Linked DNA regions of Homo sapiens: region 1 is linked to region 2. Evidence: chromatin contacts called from ENCODE Hi-C or POLR2A ChIA-PET data. All regions are on one chromosome and are shown on one strand. The core of a region is the stretch at or near the end of the contact, and the rest is flanking DNA. Distances in the headings are between cores, read along the strand shown. Region 1 has its middle 250 kb from the start of C4orf33. Region 2 has its middle 27 kb from the start of JADE1.

Evidence for each region. A loop is a pair of places that touch in the nucleus more often than their neighbours do. ChIA-PET counts read pairs that join two places held with the same protein, here RNA polymerase II (POLR2A). Pooled maps may share reads with other maps.
Region 1: a loop to region 2 is called in a pooled map, with 7 times the contacts of the local background. The contact joins two enhancer-like sites. A Hi-C loop is called at or near these places in 3 of 37 single-sample maps with no recorded cell type and 4 of 50 pooled maps. POLR2A ChIA-PET finds 5 or more read pairs at or near these places in 2 of 52 experiments (GM12878 and activated T-cell).

Annotation. Positions count from the first base shown.
Region 1 is chr4:129,341,312-129,344,907 of GRCh38, reverse strand. No RefSeq gene overlaps it. Among named protein-coding and RNA genes, the nearest start is that of C4orf33, 250 kb to the right of the region's middle. Within about 2 kb of position 1,912, at least 2 of the 41 ENCODE cell types and tissues checked have a DNase peak (open chromatin) inside an H3K27ac peak, as active enhancers do.
Region 2 is chr4:128,780,898-128,784,942 of GRCh38, reverse strand. No RefSeq gene overlaps it. Among named protein-coding and RNA genes, the nearest start is that of JADE1, 27 kb to the left of the region's middle. Within about 2 kb of position 1,547, at least 4 of the 41 ENCODE cell types and tissues checked have a DNase peak (open chromatin) inside an H3K27ac peak, as active enhancers do.

The DNA of each region.
Region 1 (3,596 bases), core at 663-3,162, 560 kb before region 2:
AAGTTAGGAGTTTTTGGCTTCATTTTGTAAGCCAAGATTCCCTGACTTGTCCTTAAATACACCACTTCGCTGCTCTATAAAATAGAGCAATATATTAAAAACACACTTCCTCTGAGCCTTCAGATGAGACTTGAGTTAGTTCAACACATTCTTTTGAGTACTACAAAGTGACATTTGGGTGGAGAACTACCAGCGATTCAGACCCAAAATGTAACACCTGCCTTTGAGAAGCTTACAAATGAATGAGACAGCAGATAAATAAACAGAAAATCTCAAGGTGAAGCAGGAAGCTCTAGTCTCTAGGTTTGTAAATGGGTAAATGCGGCATGGAAGACGGGTGTTAGCTCAGAGGGGTAATTTGCGGAATGCTGCATTGATGAGATGACATTTAAACAAAGTGTTAACTTTTTTAACATTAAGATTTCATGACGGAATGTAAAACATAAATGAACACGTCTAACTGCATCAACTCACTAAGCAATTTAATAAAATCATTCCTACAATAATGTAGCACGTGACCTTTTGTGAAACTCTATTTGGGAGCATAATTACGTGGATGAGCCAAAGTCCAATCGCAACACAAAGTCAATGCACAACCTCAGAGGAAATAACACAACCGGGGGAATACATAAGTTTTCATCTCCACCTTATATTAATGCTGTGATCCCATTAAAAAAAAAGTTACAATAATTTTAGACGCTAGCGTAGGCTGGATTAGAAAAGCGGAGTTTTACTGCCATCTCCTGGCAGTACTCGATGATGGCTGTCAGTAAAATGATACTGGATTCTACCTGCAGGCTCAGGCAAAATAGTACAGACAGAAGCGGAAATGCTTATCGTTAGCTGTTTTATTAGAAAGTATACATTTAAAACTCATTTCCGATGAAATGAATTTTCTGAAACTTTATTTCATCTTATTCTGATCGGATAAAAAACTTAATGCTTTTTTTTTTTAGTAAGTTTTAAACTGGTAACCCCAGAACTGAAGAAATTCTTTATTCACATCTCTTGAATTTGTTATATATACCTTGTTATTTCCAACACAATTGAATAAGATACACTTTAGGGAAAAGACTGTATTTTCCATCAGATTTTCAATTAGCTGAAACAAGATATTGTTTGCACTTGAATGAAGTAGGCTACAATATATTTCATATGTTGTCAAACGAAATATTTAAATGTCTTCTCTTTGTCTTGGTTTGAGAGCAGATTTTATGGCACCAAGTCCATGCACCAAATTTGTGCTTCTCCAACTCTCCCTGAGGCCTTTCCTTAACTACAAAACCATTTACGGCAAAAAAAAAAAAATTAACGAAACCAATCGTTCCATTACTTGCTAGCTTTCATTATATACTGAAACATCTATTCAGCATTTGTATCTGCTAATGCAACAGAAACTCATCTGCTCAATGAGATTTATCACTTTTTTTTTACATGTTCACAAGATATTGCTGTACATTTTGCAATGGGTCTTTATTACCTAGTAATGATGCCTTGCAAATTAAATTAGTTTTTAATGGCATAGTTAAATTCTAATTTATGTTTCGGAGCTTTGTTTAATTCATTTAGTTATAATGTAATCGTTTTCTTGCTATTTTCTTACATTGCATAGAAAGAACAAAAGAATAGGGGTTCATCTCATCACATTCAGTTGTCTTGGCTTTATTAAATCTTGTCAATAATTGCATTTCCCCCAAGAAAGTTTCAAAACAGTTGCAGTCCAATTCTTCGGGGAGAAAAAAAAAGAAAAGAAAAAACCTCTCTGGCTCTCTGGTTGCTCAGCAGTCTGTATAAGGAAGTTGAATCAAACTATTACTGTAACTCCAAGGGTTGGTTAGATATTGCCCTTCCTCATGCTCATTATAACCCTACCGTGCCATGTAATGTATTGGGCAATTATTCTTTTGCAATAAATTCCTTTCCTGTGAGCTCTTTCTTTCCTGAACATTCAGGAAAACTGAAACCAAAAGTGATCATTAGCAGCACAGAAAGTAATCTTTTATAATGTCTACTTGCATTTTCTTCCCTCTCAATCGACAGGTCTTTCACAGACCTGACTGCAATAACCTTTTATAATGCCTTTTCACTAGGGTCCACGCTGCAGGAGCAAAAAAGACCTTAGCAAGTTTCACGGTTTTAAGCCAGAAACTGAGTTATGGAGTTGCATGGGAATAATTAATATCATTTAAAATTTATTGAGCCGGTTTGACCCTACCTTGGTGTTGGTAGTTTTTTCAGGAGAACTAAAGCACACAGGGGGCATTTTAATGAGGACTATTTGCAACACAGGCTGTTTAAGTTTCCATCCAAACAAGGACAGTTTTCAGGCCCATTCTTCCTTTTCTTCCAATGAGAAGAGAAATTTCATATTCTGGAGAATTCTCCCATTCCAATTTTAATGTGTGCATATCTTCCTGAATGTCGTTTCTCCCGACTTCTGGGTACAACATGCAGATGACCCAGGTGAGAAAGTCACAGTTCGTGGTTTTCTCCTGGTTGCATGGATTCCACTCCTCACCCTGACCACCATCTTTTAAACTCCTGATCTTGATGACCAAAAAGATCAGTAAACCATTTTCTTCTTCTGGAAAAGCAATTTGCCACACCAGTCCTACCAGCTAGGAAGCAGGAGTGACAACTTCAAAATGAAAGCAACATTAAAAGGAATAACTTTTCATATTTCTTACAAGGATAAAACAAGAATATGTGATGTTTGGGTGAGAAGGAGATTGACTGTTCAGCACATACCTTTATTACTCTTTTAAGTTTTTCTCTGTGCATGCTCGACTTTTTCAAAAGCTTGCTAAAATATAACAAGGTGATATAAGCATGTGATACTACTCCTGATTTTAATTCTATTTAATATTATACCTGTTAAACGATGAGAAAAAGATAAACTAGGACACCAAGATTCCTTTTACATGAAATAATATTTCTGTAAGAAACTAATGAAGAATAAAAGCCGCCTTAATATTAATCCCCTATTTCTCTGAACTTTCTTGTCTTAAAATTTACTGTTGACAAAGACTAGCACAATATCCACAGTGTGGATCCAAGATTATAAATTGATCCTTAAGATTCACTTATGAAGGAGACACATCTGCACTGAAGTGAGCTTAGAAATAAAAGAGCATTTGTAGAAAAAGTAATTTGCTTCGAAGCTCAGCCCTGCTCTCAGCCACTCATACACTCCTGTCCATTGCCTAGGAGCAATGTGCTGAGAGTTGAATTTGGCTCACAGTCAATAGCCTCTTTCTTTAGCCTCCCAGGTGTTACATAACACACCTTGCTTTCTGCCTAATTCTCCCCTGAAGTTATCCTCTTCTTTTCCTAATATTGTAGTTCACACTGATGGAGATATTGTTAGAATCTCAGAGGAGGAATGAAAGCTTTTAGGACATGGTTCAAATAAAAATGTTGTTGATTGTGAAGGCAATTTTCTTTAAATATAGAATTTTCTTATTTGTTTATTTCCACTCAAAGTAACTGTGACCTGTAAAATAGAAGCATTCATGAATTAGTTGACTTATGAGTAATCCTTATCCCCACATCCAAACAACGGGGGGTCTCTAAGCTCTTGCCAGTAACACAGCAGC
Region 2 (4,045 bases), core at 298-2,797:
TTTTCTTTTTTCTTTTCTTTTTTTTTTTTTTTTTTTTTTTTTTTGAGAAGGAGTCTCGCTCTTTCGCGCAGGCGGGAGTGCAGTGGCGCGATCTCGGCTCACTGCAAGCTCCGCCTCCCGGGTTCACGCCATTCCGCCTCCCGGGTTCACGCCATTCTCCTGCCTCAGCCTCCAGAGTAGCTGGGACTCCAGGCGCCCGCCACCACTCCCGGCTAATGTTTTTTTGTTTTTTGTTTTGTTTTGTTTGTATTTTTAGTAGAGACGGGGTTTCACCGTGTTAGCCAGGATGTTCTCCATCCCCTGACCTGGTGATCCGCCCGCCTCTGCCTGCCGAAGTGCTGGGATTACAGGCGTGAGCCACCGTGCCCAGCATGTTTGATTTTCTTAATCATTTCTATATTTAATTGTCAACCTACCTAGGTTTAAAATACATATTGCTTTAAGCCGGGTGTGGTGGCTCACACCTGTCATCCCAGCACTTTGAGAGGCCAAGGTGGGCGGATCACCTGAGGTCAGGAGTTCGAGACCAGCTTGGCCAACATGGTGAAACCCCATCTCTACTAAAAATACAAAAATTAGCCAGGCATGGTGGTGCGTGCCTGTAATCCCAGCTACTCAGGAGGCTGAGGCAGGAGAATCCCTTGAACCTGGAAGGCGGAGGTTGCAGTGAGCTCAGATCGCACCAGGGCACTCCAACCTGGGTGACAGAGTGAGATCTGTCTCAAAAAACAAACAAATAAAATAAAATAAAATAAAACACTTATTGCTTTAAAAAACAAAAGATTTTTCTCAAATTCTTTTGAATATACCTTCCAAAGCTGGTATTGCACGAAGTCTAGAGCCACATATTTCTACGGGGGCCAAATGCGGTAACTGACACGTGTAATCCCAGCACTTTGGGAGGCCAAGGTGGGAGGATCACTTGAGTCCAGGAGTTTGAGACCACCCTGGACAACATAGGGAGACCCCATCTCTACAAAAATTAAAAATTAGCTGGATGTGGTAGTGCTCGCCTGAGATCCCAGCTATGTGGGAGACTAAGGTTGGAGGATCACTTGAGCCCAGGAGGTTAAACCTGCAGTGAGCACAGCACCTTAGCTTGGACCATAGAGGAAGACCTCGTCTCAAAACAAACAAACATAAACAAATACCTAGGGAATTCTGTTCATAACACCACTACCAGGAGATGAGTTCCTTTTACTCTTAATATGACATGAACTTTAGAACTTAAAAAGGAGTTGTAGCCAGCCTCCAAAATAACCCCCAGAGATTCTCTCACACCTCATAGTCACTCCCTTGGGTGGATACTTCCACTCTGAACAGGGCTGACCTGGAAAATCAATAAGACAGTGTGGAAATGATGTAGAGTGACTTCTGAAGCTAGGTCATCAAAAACATTTCTACTTCTACCTTGCATGCTCTTGGATCATTTGCTCTGGACGAAGCCAGCTACTCATGCACTCCTGTGGAGCAGTCATGTAGTGAGGAACTGAGTCCTCCTACCAATGGCCAGCATTAGCTTGCCATGAGTATGAATCACCCATCTGGGAAGTAGATCCTCTAGCCCCAGCCAAGCTTTCAGATAACTGCAGCTCACACCAACATTTTGACTGCAACCTCATGAGGGATCCTGAATTAAAAATGAGCCACTCCATTCTGCCCTCTTCCTCCCCCAAAGCAACAACAACAAGGAAACACCAGAAACATCAAGCAGCTCCTAAATTCCTTCTTTTTTTTTTTTTTTTTTTTTTTTTGAGACGTTGTCTCGCTCTTTCACCCAGGCCGGAGTGCAGTGGTGCAATCTTGGCTCACTGCAACCTCTGCCTGCCAGGTTCAAGCAATTCTCTGCCTCAGCCTCCTGAGTAGCTGGGATTACAGGCGCCTGCCGCTACGCCTGTCTAATTTTTGTTTTTGTATTTTTAGTAGAGACGGGGTTTCACCAAGTTGGCCAGGCTGGTCTTGACTCCTGACCTCGTGATCCACCCACCTCGGCCTCCCAAAGTGCTGGGACTACAGGCTTGAGCCACCGCTCCCGGCCAGCTCCTAAATTCCTAATCCACAGAATCCCTGTAAAATTATAAACATTTATTATTGTTTTAAGCCTCTAAAGTTTGGAGTAATTTGTTTCATAGCAATACATAACTAATAAGAAATGCTCACATTAGCCCACATCTTTGAACCTAAATCATATCATTATCTAATTTCCAAGCCTGATTAGCTCCTATAAACCTCCATTCAGTGATTACACCATTTGTTTGGATTAAGCTATTGATTGTTTCATCTCATCCTGAATTCTTTTTCTATTCCTTCTATCTGTTAGGTCCACAATTCTACAGAGATTCTAGATCATACCTAATTCTGTGGCTTGTCAGCCTATTCCTGACACACTATCACAACTCCAAAGCGTGGCGTTCTGCTGCCACCTATCATCACAGCCTCCTCCTAGTCACCAGATTGACAGTTTATGTTCTAACAATAAAAGATGGAGGCATCTTTTTCCCAAATCTACTGCTCCACTGTTTGTGAAGTCTAATAAGCCATCTTAACATGGCTAAAAGAGAACCCTGGATTTTTGTCTATCCTCGCCTACTTTCCCCATTCTTTCACAGCCCCATAAATGGCATCATCATCCATCCAGTTGCTCATACCAAATACCTTAGAGTCATTCTGGATTCCTTTCTTCTTCTCACACCATTGGCAATGCCTTTAGACTCTCTCTCCAGATACATCCTGGATTTGTTAACTTCTCTTCATCTTCATTCCTAGCAGCCTAGACCTAGTTACTGTCTTTCACCAGGACTACTGCCATAGTCTCCCAACTGTAATCCCTGATGCTTTTCTCTGGTTTTCAAAAATCAACTGTTGTGAATAAAACAGCTGTAAACCGTCACATAAGGGTCTTTCTGTGACATATTTTATTCTCTTGAGTAAATACCAAGAAGTAAGATTGCTGTGTCATATGGTAAGTACCTGTTTAATTTTATAAGAAAGTGCCAGAAGTTGGGCACGGTGGCTCATGCATGTTATCCCAGCACTTTGGGAGGCAGAGGTGGGTGGACCACGAGGTCAAGAGATTGAGACCATCCTGGCCAACATGGCGAAACCCCGTCTCTACTAAAAATACAAAAATTAGCTGGACGTGGTGGTGTTTGCCTGTAGTCCCAGCTACTCACGAGGCTGAGGCAGGAGAATTGCTTGAACCTGGGAGGCGGAGGTTGCAGTGAGCCAAGATCTCGCCACTGCACTCCAGCCTGGGTGACAGAACAAGACTCCATCTCAAAAAAAAAGAGAAAGAGTGCCAGACTTTTTTTTTTTTTTTTTTGGTAAGGAGACAGGGTCTCACTCCCATTGCCCAGGCTGGAGTGCAGTGGCGTAATCACAGCTAAACTGCAGCCTCGACTTCCCCGGCCCAGGTGATTCTCCCACCTCAGCCTCCCAAGTAGCTGGGACTCAGATGCGCACCACAATGCCTGGCTAATTTTCTGTATTTTTCATAAAGATGGAGTTTTGCCATATTTCCCAGGCTAGTCTCGAACTCCTGGGCTCAAGCCATCAGCCCTCCTCAGCCTCTCAAAGTGCTGGGATTACAGGCATGAGCCACCATGCCAAACTATTTTTTAAAGCAGATATACCATTTCGTATTCCCATCAGTAACATGGGATTTCCACATCCTCTCCAGCACTTGGTATTGTTTTTTTTCTTTTTTAAGCCATTTTATTATGTGTGTAGTTGTAGTAGTTCTTTTTTTTTTTAAATTTGCATACAGTGAAATGTACCAATCCTAAGTGTACCATCCAAAGAGTTTTTATAAACGTGTATACCCATATAATCAAGATGTAGAACATTTTTATTACCCTCATAAATTCCCTAGTAACCCTCTTTCAGTCAATCCTTGTGCCCCTAGAAGCAGCCACTTCTATTGCTATCACCATAGGTTAGTTTTACCTCTTCTTAAACCTCATAAAAGAAATAGTACAGCATATACTGTTTTGTGTCTGGCTGGTCTTACTCAGCATAATGGTTTTGAGATGCATCTATGTTATTT